2 separate regions of the Homo sapiens genome follow, and region 1 is linked to region 2. A link is a loop called in an ENCODE intact Hi-C map of the cell type or tissue named here. Cell type or tissue: heart right ventricle. All regions are shown on one strand. Each heading gives the region's core, and the rest is flanking DNA. Links, peaks and the distances in the headings are about the cores only.

Region 1 (7,256 bases), core at 2,919-5,418, 67 kb before region 2:
CAAAGTGCTGGAATTACAGGCATGAGCCACCGCGTCCGGCCGTGTGTTCCTCTTTCAACTGAGTTTAGGAAAACCTAAAGTGGGGGGAAATGTCAGCACCAAAAGATACTCCACTTCCAGCAGAGCCCATCCTTCAGTGCAGTGACATCATTTCAATTCAGAAAGCATTCTCATCCTGGCTGGGCACGGTGGCTCACCCCTGTAATCCCAGCACTTTGGGAGGCCGAGGCAGGCAGATCATGAGGTCAGGAGTTTGAGACCAGCCTGGCCAACATGGCAAAACCCCAATCCTACTAAAAATACAAAAATTAGCCAGGCATGGTGGCGGGCATCTGTAGTCCCATCTACTAGGGAGGCAGGAGAATCTCTTGAACCCAGGAGGCAGGGGTTGCAGTGAGCTAAGATCGTGCCACTGCACTCCAGTCTTGGTGACAGAGCGAGACACCACCTCAAAAAAAAAAAGGTATTGAAATAGTTCTTTCAATATGTTCAAGAGCAGCCTGGCCAACATGGCAAAATCCTGTCTCTACTAGCAATACAAAAAGTAGCTGGGCATGGTGGCACAGGCCTATAATTCTAGCTACTCAAGAAGCTGAGGCAAGAGAATCGCTTGAACCTGGGAGGTGGAGGTTGCAGTGAGCTAAGATCACGCCACTGCACTCCAGCTCAGGCAACAGAGCAAGACCCTGTCTCAAAAAAAAAAAAAAAAAAAAAAAAAAAAAAACCATCCCTACATCCCTATCCTGTAATTAGAGGATGTTAGCACTTGATTATGGCCATTTCTTAGTCAAGGGCAGGTCTTCCAGTTTTCTGAATGATAACATATGGTTTCAGTTATAGACGGGCTACCACTGAAATAGACAATGCACACTAATCCTCATTTTGTTTCATCAAAAATTAAGATCTCTGTTGGAGTGCTAATGCTTAAACATAATAATTAAAAAGCAATTAATCCTTTTTTCTCATCCATAACTACTATAAAATCTAACCTGTATTAGTTTGCTTTTATTATTATTTGTTTATGTTTGTTGAGTCCAACCCCCTCCTAAGCTGGTGCACACAAGCAGGGCATCCCACCAGCCTGAAATCAATGAGGACCTGCACTCTTTGTCTCTGCTCCAGCTTTCCTTCTACCAAGACTTCCAGCTCCTGAAACTGCCACCACAGTAATAACGCAGGCTTTTCAGAGACAGCTGCAAGGTTATCTTTTTCTTTGGATTTTCCTAAATCTTTTCTCTCTGTGCAGCTGAAATGGAAAGACACAGCAACCTCTGCCCAGCTCACAATAGCAGCTGCAGCCATGTAATTCTCCCTTTCTTTACAATCAAAAGGCAGTAACATTTCACTCTTTGGGCCTGGTATGCTTATCACTTTATATGCTTTCTTCTAAAACTATCTACCTAAGCAATGTCTCCCTTTTGCTTTAGGGTTTAAGAAACAAAAACTAAAAACTGACTCGATTATATCGATGTTAATGGCCCTTACAGTTCAGCAGTTGTGTTTTTCTTCTCCAAGGTCTCGATTTTCTGTCTTTACACTTTCCCTAGAACGGATTACTGTATTATTTTATGTGTAATCTTGTTGTATGCTACCTTTAGGTATATAAATAATGTATTACTATTCAAATTCCACTCCAATGGAAGTCACTTCCACATAACTTCTTAGCTGCTATCATTTGAAAAGTAAGATTAATTGAAAGATACACAGGTTAAATACTTCTCAGCTGGTTCCCTAAACAACAGTTACAGACTGTTTCTAGTATGAGCCCAAATTTCTACCATAAACTAACTTTGAAAAAAATATCTGAACAAAATTTGCCATGTTTTGTTGCATAAGCCATATGAGCTAATCAGTTTGTCATTAGTCTCTGACATACTCCAGAGAGCAATGCTTATGAACTTCACATCAGGATTGAGAAATAGCAAGTGTGGTGTGCGTCATCTATGACCCTCAGCTGTACCAAGTTAATTTTTAAAATGTAATTGCTAAACCTATAATGAGGCTCTGAAGATGATCATATCTATGCAGTGAGTCACCTGCCAATGCAAGGAAAACAAGACTGTTCTCAGCATTTATAATTTCCTGAGAAATCTTTGTTGCTGTGGTGATTTTGATGCTTTTACCTACAAAAGTAAAAACATTACATTGTTACTAGCATAATTAATAAATGACAAGTGTATCAAATGTGATGAGCACAAAGGTGTCCGGGACTATAATTGCTCAGTTCTGCAGGTGCCACAAAGCACAGCCTAGAAAGACAAGGAGCATTAAACAGTGGTCAAGATATGGCCCTAGGAACTGCCTCATTGAAACTCAGCCCCTTCTTAGCTGTAACTCTGAGTGAGCTACATAACTTTAGTGTCCTCATTTGTAAAATGGGAATAATAATAATACCACCCCTCCGCTGTGTGGATCAAATGAGCTGACATTTAAAAAGCACTTAGAACAGTGCCTGCACACAGGAGCACAATATAAGAATTTATTAAATAAAATGAACATGCTGCAGGGTGATGCTTCATCTTGGTTAGTACTTTTCAGAATTAGAACCTACAAACCACTGTTTTCAAGACCATGAATAGTAGCATCTCTTCAATCTGAAGTTCTTAGATCTAAACTTTCCAGTTATACAGGTGAATTAACAATTAAAAAGGAAAGAATTATGCTCTTTTAGTAGAACATCTATTCTCACTTCCTTAGAACCTATAATATTTAGAAATCTGTGTCTGATATGTGTGTGTGCTATTGTGGACAATTTTCTTAACACTTTAGGTTTCAAAGTGACATAAATCATAAAATTTTGATTAATATAATTTTGATCTTAGGAGTTAAACACCTCGAACCCTAGTGCTGCCGTTTTAGCTGTGTGTCCTTTGGCAAGTTACTCACCTTCTCTGACCTCCTGCTTCTCACCTGAGAAAAACAGAAAAATATGCACAGGTTGTTGTATTGATGAAATGAGATCTTATAGGCAATTTTTTTTTAGCACAGTTAAATGTTAATAATGAAGTACCATGTTATTTTAATGGATAAGCAGTAAATAGTTAACATCAAAATATTAAAAGCCTTTTTATTTTCTCATTGCAAACCTGGCCAATTCCAGGGAGCCTTTCCTGGATCCTCCTTTCCCATCACCATTACTGCTAACTCTCGTTTCTCTTCTCGTCTCTGTTATAAATATGTTGAGGGCAAGAACCAGCCTCCCCGTTTTTTGGTCTCTTTTACTTAAGCCTTGTGCAGTGCTCTGTCCACTATAGTATGTTTGCTATGTTACTTCTTAATGAATAAAAAGAGTGGTTATTATGCATTTTTTTTCACGTCATGAAAAATGAAGAAGGAATGAGATCTAGGTTGAGTTCATGTTGAAGTGGAAAATCTAAGAGGAACTGAAGAGAAAGTCATGAAGATGGCTTCTAAAACGTAGTGCAGTGCTCTGCTGAACTCAGAAAAAATGACTGTGGAAAGAAAAAAGAAGAGCAGTGCACTGACAATATGATTTTGTTGTGGTATCCACAGTTAGGGACTTAGAGTAGGATCCAGCAAAGCAAAAGGAAAGGAACAATTCAGACAAGTAGTAGCTACACCAGGTAAGTCAAGCAATCAGAAGGCCAAAAGGGGAGAAACTTGCAAAGAGGTGTTATTTGTGTGTATGTGTGTGCACGGGTGTGCAGAGGCCAAGAAAAAATAAAAGCAAGAAAATGCCATTATCTTCCATTAGGAGATCATTGGAAACCTTTAGAGAGTGCTTTAAGCAGATCTAAGGAAGCTGAATCCAAATTAAGAAAGATTCAGAAAGAATAAGTGACTGGGGAGTAAATGCAGCTGGTAGAGACCACTGGTTTAGGAAGAAGACAGACTGGATATGAGATGGTAAAGTCGAAAGGTTCAAGGAAGGCATAGATCAATCAGTAAACATTCCCGAATCTTAAATGGCAATTGAAAACAAATCACTGAAAAGCTCAAATAAAATTGCTCTCCTTTCAAATGGCATTCTTATGCCTGACTCAACTATTATCAGCATGAGAAAACTGAGATGTACAAATGATTCAAAGCCAATGGTTTTAATTTTTCCTACTACATGAGTCATGTTAAAGACTGAGAGACGTGGATTTGTACATATTCAAAATATTTATGAGCCTATTACAATAAAATATTGTTATTGAAAGGTTAATGTCTAAAGTTTCAGATAATTATATTACCAATATCCAGCACCATACCAAAAAAAGAAAATACTTGGTCTTATTTATACATTTTTAAATAACTAAGACGATAATTGGAATGTTTGTAACACAAAGAAATGACAAATGCTTGAGGTGATGGATACCCCATTTACCCTGATGTGATTATTACACATCGTATGCTTGTATCAAAATAGCTCATGTACTCTATAAATATATACACTTACTACGTACTCATAAAAATTAGAAATGTTAGCCTGTAATCCCAGCACTTTGGGAGGCCGAGGCGGGCAGATCACGAGGTCAGGAGATTAAGACCATCCTGGCTAACACGGTGAAACCCCGTCTCTACTGAAAATACAAATAATTAGCCAGGCGTGGTGGCAGGTGCCTGTAGTCCCAGCTACTCAGGAGGCTGAGGCAGGAGAACGGCATGAACCCAGGAAGCAGAGCTTGCAGTGAGCCAAGATTGCACCACTGCACTCCAGTCTGGGCGACAAAGCAAGACCCCATCTCAAAAAAAAAAAAAAAAAATAGAAATGTTAAATCTAAAAAAAAAGAAAAAGAAAAGAAAAAGGTAGGCTTTTATAAAAAGTGATTTATCTGTTTTCTATCTGAATAGGTTCCACAAGATGAATGGACAGGGTACACCCCACGAGGTAAAGATGATGAAATTCCATGCCGAAGAATGCGGAGTGGCAGTTATATCAAGGCCATGGGGGATGAAGACAGTGGAGACTCAGACACGAGTCCTAAGCCTTCTCCAAAAGTTGCTGCGCGGAGAGAAAGCTATCTCAAGGCTACTCAGCCATCCCTTACAGAACTCACCACACTCAAGTGAGTAGTCCTAACCCTGCACTTGCGATAGTCCAGGTGCTTGTATTATCACCGAGGCTCAGATGGTGTGTCTCCTAGAGTAAGTGGGGCAGAAACATCCTACAGGTGGAGCAGTGCAGTACATTGATTGTGACTTTAGATCTGACGTCCGTACCCCAGTCCCTTTGTAGAGAGAGGCAACAGATGTGTTCTGCATTGATCATAAGCTGAACCCCTCATCTCTAAGAAGCAGAAGAAATCCCATCTTTTCAGAAGCCATTCTGGATTTAAAAGAATCCAGAATGGCTTCTGAAAAGGATTGAAATTTCTGGTCAATGAGAATATACATGTATCCCAATTCTTGAACGTTTGCTCAGGCACGAAGTACACACAAGAACTTTTTCTTAAGACTCTTGAATTTTTCAGATAATTGAGTAACATAATAGAAGAGATTGTCTTAGAGAAGCTTATAGAGTGTGACCGTGCTTTAAAATTGGATATGTGAAGGTTCTTGACATACATTTTTAAATTTGGGCACTCGATATGTATTACAATTGAAGGCCTTAAAAAGGTTTTGTTTTGCAAATATAAATATAGTCATACATCATTTAAGGACGGAGCTACATTCTGAGAAATGCATCATTAAGCGATTTCACTGTGCACACATCATAGAGTACACTTACAAAAACTTAGATGGTCTAGCCTATTACACACTTAGGCTATATGGAGTGGCCTATTGCTCCTAAGTTGCAAACCTATACAGCAAATTACTGTACTGAATGCTGTGGGCGACTCTCACACAATGGTAAGTATTTGTTTATGTAAATATATCCAAACATAGAAAAATACAGTAAAAACACAGTATTATAATCTTATGGGACAACCATATTATATGCATCATTAACTGAAATGTCGTTGTGCAGCATATGACTGTAGTCCTTAACTGTATTTGTGCTGTTTGTAAACAAAGAATAGCGCTACGCAGGAAACCACTGAGATTGATTATTTTAAGCAAGACCTGATTTCATTCTAAATGCTGTTTATAGAGAGTAAATTCTTTAGAGTCTTGGAATGTAGAAATAGATAGAATTCCATTTGGACCTGAAAAATATATTACGGATAATTCGTATTTTTAAGTGCCTTTGATTCCATATTTTGATGAAATGAACATTACTATTCATGCATTTATGTTACTAAATAAAATATTAAAAGGCAAAATAAAACAAAAAATCAAAGCAGTCGAGTTAAGGAAAACAAACCCAATTGTTAATCAAGAGCACTGAAAAACAGCTGACTATTGTGCGATGGGAATTTATTTAAATAGCAGAGTATGTTGTATTTTAAAGATCCGGACAGAGACGGCCTCCCATGAATTATTTTTCAAGGGTTCATGTGGAACAATTCTGGATCATTTTAATCAAAAATTAATACCAGTGCATCAGTAAATTAAGCCAAGAAAAAAACCTCTTCCTTCTTTCTTTGGCTTCCAGTTGCCCTTCCTCTTTGCCTTTATTACTACATGTGTTACTTTTCAAGAATCATCAGAACAAACTACCACAAACTTGGTGGCTTGATTAGATCTACAAAGACTCTATTTCCAGATAAGGTCACATTCACCGATAGTAGGAGTTAGGACTTCAATATATCTATTTGGAGAACAGAATTGGACCCAAAACATTGCCACACAAGGTAAAAAAAAAAAAAAATTCGTGGAAATAAAAAACAGAAACAAGTCTTCATTGCACTTTGGCGCGCCTAGCAGAAGCTCAGAAAATTAAATTAGAAGAACTGGATTTGTAAGAAAGGCAGTGGACCAAGGTGACATGAAATGAGGGAGGCCAAGGACCCTTCTGAAAAAAAAATTCTTCTATGGACCTTAAAATATCTCTCCACTAGACACAATGTTAGGTAGTCATGGCCATAGGGTTAACATCTTCCAGAAGATGCAAGAAAAGGATTGCAATGGGCAAGAAAGTCACTTAAACCGGCAACCTCCAGAGTCCTTTCCACCTCCTAAGTATCCCGTTAGGTTGTCATCAAGATGCATTGGTCACATTCACTGAGTGACACTTTGGGTCTTGGGTGATAAGATAGAGGAATTGCTCTTGTCCACAGCAATACCCAGGTAAGAGGAGAACAGAAAGATGTAGAGCCATGAGGAAGATGAGAAGAGTGCTCTGAGGAGACTGAGGACAGGGCTAGAGGGTAGGGGCTGAAATCAATGTCACAATTGTGCCCTGGGCTACTCTCATAGCTTCAGGATGT
Region 2 (7,256 bases), core at 2,299-4,798:
GGACTTTAGTCTGGGAAGAACAAAGGAGGCCTTCTGAAGGGAAATGACCTAAATAGAGGTTCTAACACCCAGTGACCTGCTAAAATGAGTTGAAGAGTTTGGTGGGTGGAAAGCAGAGGAAGGAGAGCATTCCAGGCCATAGAAACAGTGTGTGCAAAGATGAAACTTGCGAGGGCATGCGTGATCACGTGGGGAAACAGCAAACGAGGAGACTGGAAAATCAGGTAAAGAGTTTAGAGTTTCTCCTGTGGTTAAGAGGATTCACCCAAGGAGCCTCCGTAAGAGAGTGTCGAAGTAACTAGCAGGACAAGAGAGATACATTCAAGGATACAGGACTCATGATAGGAGCATGGTTAGGAGAACCAAGGTGAAGCCTGGACTGAGGAAGCAGTAGACCAAGAAGTGCTGAAGGAGAGAGAGGCAAGAACTGAATATGGAACTACCATTCGACCCAGCAATCCCACTACCAGGTAGATATCCAAAGGAAAATAAATCCTTCTACCAAAAGGACACATGCACGTGTATGTTTATTGCAGCACTGTTCACAATAGCAAAGACATGGAATCAATCTAGGTGCCTATCAGCAGTGGGCTGGATAAAGAAATATGGTGCATACACACCATGGAATACTACACAGCCATAACAATGAAATCATGTCCTTCACAGCAACATGGATGCAGCTGGAAGCCATCATCTGAAGCAAATTAACGCAGGAAACAAAAACCAAATGCCACATGTTGTCACTTATAAATGGGAGCTAAACAGTGGGTACACGCAGACATGAAGATGGCAACAACAGACTCTGGGGACTACTAGAGAGGGGATGGAGGGAGGGGACAAGGGTCGAAAGACTAACTGTTGGGTACTGTGGTGCTCACTACCTGGGTGATGAGATCACTCATACCCCAAAACCTCAGTATCACACACAATATATTCATGTAGCAAACCTGCACATGTAACCCCAAATCCAAAAAGTTGGAAACAAGGAAAGAGAGAGAAGAAACCATATTTAAATGTATATAGGAAGTAGAAACAAGAAAATATGATTATCAGCTGGATTTGGACAGTTAAGAAAAAGAGACAGGATAAATTTCTGGATTTCTAGTTTGGTTGACTGGGTAGATTTCAGTGCCATTCATCTCAATGTGGATTAAAAAAATAAGAAAATTTGAGGAGAAAGGTATGTGTTCATTTGGGGTTCATGACAATTTTTTGGTACTTGTGGAACATCTGGATAGAAATGTACAGTAGTTACTTAAAACTTCAGTTTTGAAGTTCAAGAGATCTCTAGACTACAAATAGATTTGGGAGTGATTAGCATAAGGTTGGTAGTAGAAGCCATTGAGGAGATGAGATTGTCCATAAACAGAATGTACAATAAAAACAGAATATAAACAATTATAAAGTATTAGGGAATAAAAGCATGTAAGGGCAAGTTAGAGGAAGAGGAACCCAAATGAGAATCCAGGCTGGATTCCCCAAGAAATAGAAGGAGATGTTGGCCGGGCGCAGTGGCTCACCCCTGTAATCCCAGCACTTTGGGAGGCCAAGGCAGGCAGATCACTTGAGGTCATGAGTTCAAGATCAGCCTGACCAAAATGGTGAAACCCCCCTCTCTACTAGAAATACAAAAAAAATTAGCTGGGTGTGGTGGCATCCGCCTGTAATCCCAGCTACTTGGGAGGCTGAGGCGGAGAATCACTTTAACCCAGGAAGCAGAGGTTGCAGTGAGCTGAGATTGCACCACTGCACTCCAGCCTGGGCAACAGAGTGAGACTCTGTCAAAAAAAAAAAAAAAAAAAAAGAAGAAGAAGAAGGAGGAGGAGGAAGAGGAGGAGGAGGAGAAGGAGAAGGAGAAGACAGAATAGGAATGTGGAAGTTAAAAGGCCAAGTTTCCATTGGAATTACCTTCAACACTATGTGATCTCTCAAAGTCATGATTTCTTTATCTAACAGTAGCCAGGCATTGGATAAATGGTAACAAATGTCAGGTATTATTATAAAGTAGAAATAACTCAAGAGGCAACTACAAAAGTAAACAACTTTAATGAAAGTTACATTTCTATACGGATTATAAAGCCATTATAGGTAAGGTTACTGAAAAGAAAGGCTTCGTTTTACCAAAGCAGATTGACTACTAAAATGCCCTGTGTTTGATTCCCTGAAACTAGTTCAACAGAGAACTGTCACCTACTAAGTACCATTGTCCACACCAAAGCCCAAGGGATCAAAGCCTCTCAGTTTAAGCCATTAATGTTTATGAGTATGATTTGATAAAAGTGTCATGACCAAGGCCAAATACGTTCATTTTTGAAATACAATGAAGTTAGATTAACCTCCTGAGGCCATAAAATGTTTCCTCTGGGTCCCATGGAAGAGCCTTACATTCCAATACTTTTGTAAGTCAGAGAGAAGACAACGTGAAAATGAACAAAACTTAGGGTGCAGATGGCTCCATAAGATGGTCCATCACCTCCAAAGATTCTCCCATTAGACTCCATAACCTGGAAGCATTTCCTTCTTTGGGGGAAAAAGCATCCCAGCCATCTGAAGTTATTTCCAGTAATATGTTGCAAAGTTAGTCATTTTGTCTTTTGAGACACTGGTTTAAAACTTTGTGGTCTGATGATTACTGTACACGCTCTTCTTCGCAATGGCAGCCTTCCGGATACAAAGGGTCAAGCTTGTTTGTGTGGTTGGCTCACTGTCACCTAAGAACTTCCCATTATTGGTTGTACTTTAAAGTCATGATAATGAATGGGACCTCCCAGCCCAAAAAATCAAAATCTCCCTTTAGTTCTGATAAGCTAGGAAAAGTTAACTTAGCATAAGTAATTTAGGGAGAAGGATGGAAAAAGAAGAGTGCCATTTCGTTAGACCAACATTGGAAATAATTAACGTAACATGAGAGAGTTAATGTTTCTGAATATGCACACTGTCTTTCTTCTGAGCAGATCAACTTTCTTTTGAGGTAAAGACAAAGTCATCGATGCACTATTTTGGTGTTTATTTAATGAGCGTTTCTGCATCCGGAGCACATGGGCATATAGTAACCTTTATATTGATAGCGGAGGGCTCTGTTCTATAAGTGGGCAAGATAAAACAGTTCATTTCCTTATATTTTGTGTGTTATTAATGTATGCATTGTTTTATCAGGAATGACTCACCAGAGAAGAACTATTCAATTCCTTCTGAATGATGTTTCACTTTGAAATTTGGGAATTGTGCCTTATTTCATAACGAGTGGCCAGAGTGAATGATTGTTGCAATGATGCCTCATTTCCCCATTCAGCCAGCAGACGCTCATTTTTCAAAACGCCGGACTTTCACTTCTTCTTTGAATATACACCATTTATGAAACAGCCACTCCCGTCACTGCCCTGATAACATTTGGAATGGCATCATCATTTATGTTGGCAATATCATTGCTCTGGGTCAGGTTGCAAAATAGTCAAAGAAACACATTTGTCATCTAATGCGCAAGTTCTAAAGAGAAGTGAACTTTAGGTTATAAATGCTTCCAGCTACGATTCTCTTTTTCTAAAAAAGATCTTAAAAGGAAAACGAATTTTTCAGTTTGTTTGTTGGTTGAAATTTTTGGCATTGGTATTATAAAGCGATGCAGCTGGAATCACCATAATAGCACGTAACACATGGAAAATATTACCTTGACCTGGCAAACTATTTTCATGTTTGACCACTACTTGAAGGATCCATAGGGCACATTTCTAGAACAATTTTTTTCTTTTACTTTTTTATATTAAAAAATACAGACAGGGCCTCACTATGTAGCCCAGGCTGGTCTGGGCTCAAGAGTTCCTTCCACGTAGACCTCCCAAAGTGCTAGGATTACAGGTGTGAGCCACACTGCACCCAGCCTAGTTTATCTTTTGTAACAGTAAAATGCAATAAGAGATTTACTTTCGATGTTATATTCTAGATCTGTCTTAATTTGGTTTCTCCCTCAGTGCAGCTGCAAAAAGTGGTTGCTTATCACATTCTCAGGGTTTAGTATTATTAAGAATAGTTTTTGGCTGTTATATATTAAGTAATTCCATACAAGCTTTAAGAATAGATGCAATCGTACACAATGCTACTAAGAGGACACTTAGAATATAGGGAATATCTTTACAATTTGAGGACATCAAGATGGATGTACATGAATGTAATGTGTAAATGTATGTTTTTTAAAATCCACATTTCTCTAATTACTAGTGAGATCGAGCATTTTGTCATATGCTTGGTGATATATAAAGTTACTTTCCTGTGAATTTATATATTTATTTTCTTATGATTCCCTCTTTATAGGCTTTGACCATTTTTTATTGTGTTGGTTTCATTATTTTTATTCATAATTTAAATATTATGCATGTGAACCCTTTTTGCTGCTTAGTGTTGCAAATATGTTCTTATACACAATGACTATTTTTCTTAACATTGTTGACAGGATCTTTGGCTGAACAAAAGTTTTAAATTTTCATGTACTTCCATTCATTAACCTTTCTCTTTATGGCATCTAAGTTTACCACGATGCTTCTAAAGTCTTTCTCTACCATATTCCTTTGCATTTCTTTAGGCCTTCTTTATTGCCTTCCATAAGGCTTTATAGGTTTTTTTATTCATAAAACATTGATAAATTTCTCTTTAAATTGTTTAAGTATAGAAATTGAGATTATAAAATATAATCTATATTGTATTGGAGAACTTTAAGTTTTTAAAATATTATTTTTCATCTATATGCTTAGTAGGAATTCATTTTTCCCCAAGTGGAGGCAAAAAAGGTCTAACTCCATTATTAAATACTTGATCTTTTCCTTGCCTATTCCAACTGCCACGTTTGCAATATATTATATTCAAACACATACTTAGTTCTGTTTCTGGAGTCCTTATTTCATTCTACTGCTTTGTCAGTTCCTTTACTAACATGACCCATTTTCATCATTGCAGCTATAAAGTATAGCTGAGGCCGGGCATGGTGGCACACTCCTGTAATCCCAGCACTTGGGGAGGCCAAGGTGGGCAGATCCCTTGAGGTCAGGAGTTCAAGACCAGCCTGGCCAACATGGTGTAACCCCTTCTCTACAAAAATACAAAAATTAGCTGGGCTTGATGGCATGTTCCTGTAATCCCAGCTGCTCTGGAGGCTGAAGCAGGAGAATCGCTTGAACCCAGGAGGCAGAGATTGCAGTGAGCTGAGATCGCACTACTGCACTCCAGCCTGGGCAATAAAGCAAGACTCCATCTCAAAAAAATAAATAAAAATAAAAAATAAAATATAGCTGAGATCAGATAAAGGGCATTCCTCCCCTTGTTTTTTATTTATTTTTATTTTCTGGCTGTTCTTAGAACCTTTAGACCTCCTTACTCATCAACCACATTTAATTTTCGTGTGGATTCTCAAATCTATCTCTTCCTCTCTACTACCACTAATACTTAACTGAGCCCTTTTCCCTTGTTTAGATTATAGCAACATTGCAACCACCTTAACTGGCCTTCTTTCTCTAGTATTGCCCAGTTTAGTCTACCCTCTAAACTCCGTAAGGAAATCTGATTATTTTGAGGACTCACGTAATTTTTTACAACGGTTTTGTGGAAATATAATACACATAACATATAATTCACCATTTTCAAGTGTACAATTTAATGATTTTCATATATTCAGAGTTGTGCAACCAACACTATAACTAATTTTAGAACTGTTTTATCACTGCAAAGAGAAACTCCATACCCTTCAGATATCACTTCCTAATGCCACCATCTTCCTATGCTTTCCCCGCCCAGCTCTAGTCAACCACTCACCTACTTTCTATCTTTAGCGATTTGCCTATTCTGGACATTTCATGTAAGTAGAATCATGTAATATGTGGTCTTTTGTAATATGAGGCTTCTTTCAGTTAGCATGATGTTCTCAAAGTTCATCTATATTATAGCATGTATCAATACTTCATTCCTTTTTTTAGTCAAATAGTTCATTTACCACATTTCATCTACTCAGAGTTAGACATTTGGGTTGCTTCCACCTTTTGTCTGTTATGAATAATGCTGCTCTGAATCTTATATAAACTTTAAAATGAGTTTGTTACATTTGAATAAAATTTCTATGGAGATTTATGGGGCAGTGGCTTATGCCTGTAATCCCAACACTTTGGGAGGCCAAGGTGGGCAGATCACTTGAGGTCAGGAGTCTGAGACCAGCCGGGCCAACATGGTGAAACCCCATCTCTACTAAAAATACAAAAATTAGCCGGCCGCGGTGGCGTGCGTGTGTCATTCCGGCTACTCGGGAGGCTAAGGCAGGAGAATCACTTGAACCCAGGAGGTGAAGGTTGCAGTGAGCTACACTCCACCTGGGCGACAGAGTGAGACTCCATCTCAAAAAGAGAAAAAAGGTAAAATTGACATGGAGATTTTTGTCGCAATTACGTTAAATTTATAGATAAATTTAGGGAAAATTTAAGTTTTTTTACAGGAAAATTGTTGTGGGGGTTTTTTGCATTAATTTAGCACTTACTTAGTGCCTTCCATAAATTTTATCATTTTCTTCATAAAATTTGATGCGTTTCTTTTTTGTAATTTCTGTGTATTTTATGTTTTGCAATTTTAAAGGGAATTTTTTTCATTAAAATTTTATTTGATGTTACGTGGAAAAGCTGTTAATTTATGTATTGTTACCTTGTATCTAGCTACCTTGAGGATTTCCCTTAAAAGTTCTCATGGTTTTTCAGATGATTTTCTCTTACTTTACAGATAATTGATTACATAATCTATAAATACTCAAATCTTATCTCTTTACAATGTTTATATTACTTATTTTTCAAAATTTTCTGATTTCACTGGCTAGGATGATAAATAATAGCGGCTATGGGGGCATACATCTTTTTCCCTATCAACTTTAATTTATTTAATTAGGAACAATGTTACAGCCAAAATGAAAGAAATCTAATAAAGAAAGAAAAATCGCACTAATACCATGTGAAAAGAAACTTTAAAAATAACTAACATTGGCCGGGCACAGTGGCTCATGCCTTTAATCCCAACACTTTGGGAGGCCGAGGCAGGCAGGTCACTTGAGGCCAGGAGTTCAAGACCAGCCTGGCCAACATAGCAAAACCCCATCTCTACAAAAAGTACAAAAATTAGCCAGGCATGGTGGTGTGTACCTGTTGTCTCAGCTATTCAGGGGCTGAGGCATGAGAATTGCTTGAACCTAGGAGGCGGAGGCTGCAGTGAGCCAAGATCATGCCACTGCACTCCAG

What was found. Hi-C counts contacts between places; a loop is a spot of excess contacts. Peaks named below come from ENCODE experiments on the same cell type or tissue, not always from the same donor. Only the 100,000 strongest peaks of a DNase experiment are listed, where the experiment ranks them.
Region 1: it touches region 2 in a loop (5-fold over the local background); 1 of 110 quality-filtered maps calls a loop at or near these places.

Annotation. Positions count from the first base shown.
Region 1 is chr18:3,811,815-3,819,070 of GRCh38, reverse strand. DLGAP1 (DLG associated protein 1) reads left to right here. Exons shown (of 13, transcript NM_004746.4): 5 at 4,798-5,012. Among named protein-coding and RNA genes, the nearest start is that of DLGAP1-AS3, 63 kb to the left of the region's middle. In heart right ventricle, for the core only: no CTCF peak of the experiment used is centred there; no DNase peak of the experiment used is centred there.
Region 2 is chr18:3,743,697-3,750,952 of GRCh38, reverse strand. The region is part of intron 5 of DLGAP1 (DLG associated protein 1); the gene reads left to right. Among named protein-coding and RNA genes, the nearest start is that of DLGAP1-AS6, 94 kb to the right of the region's middle. In heart right ventricle, for the core only: no CTCF peak of the experiment used is centred there; a DNase peak (open chromatin) is centred at 3,318.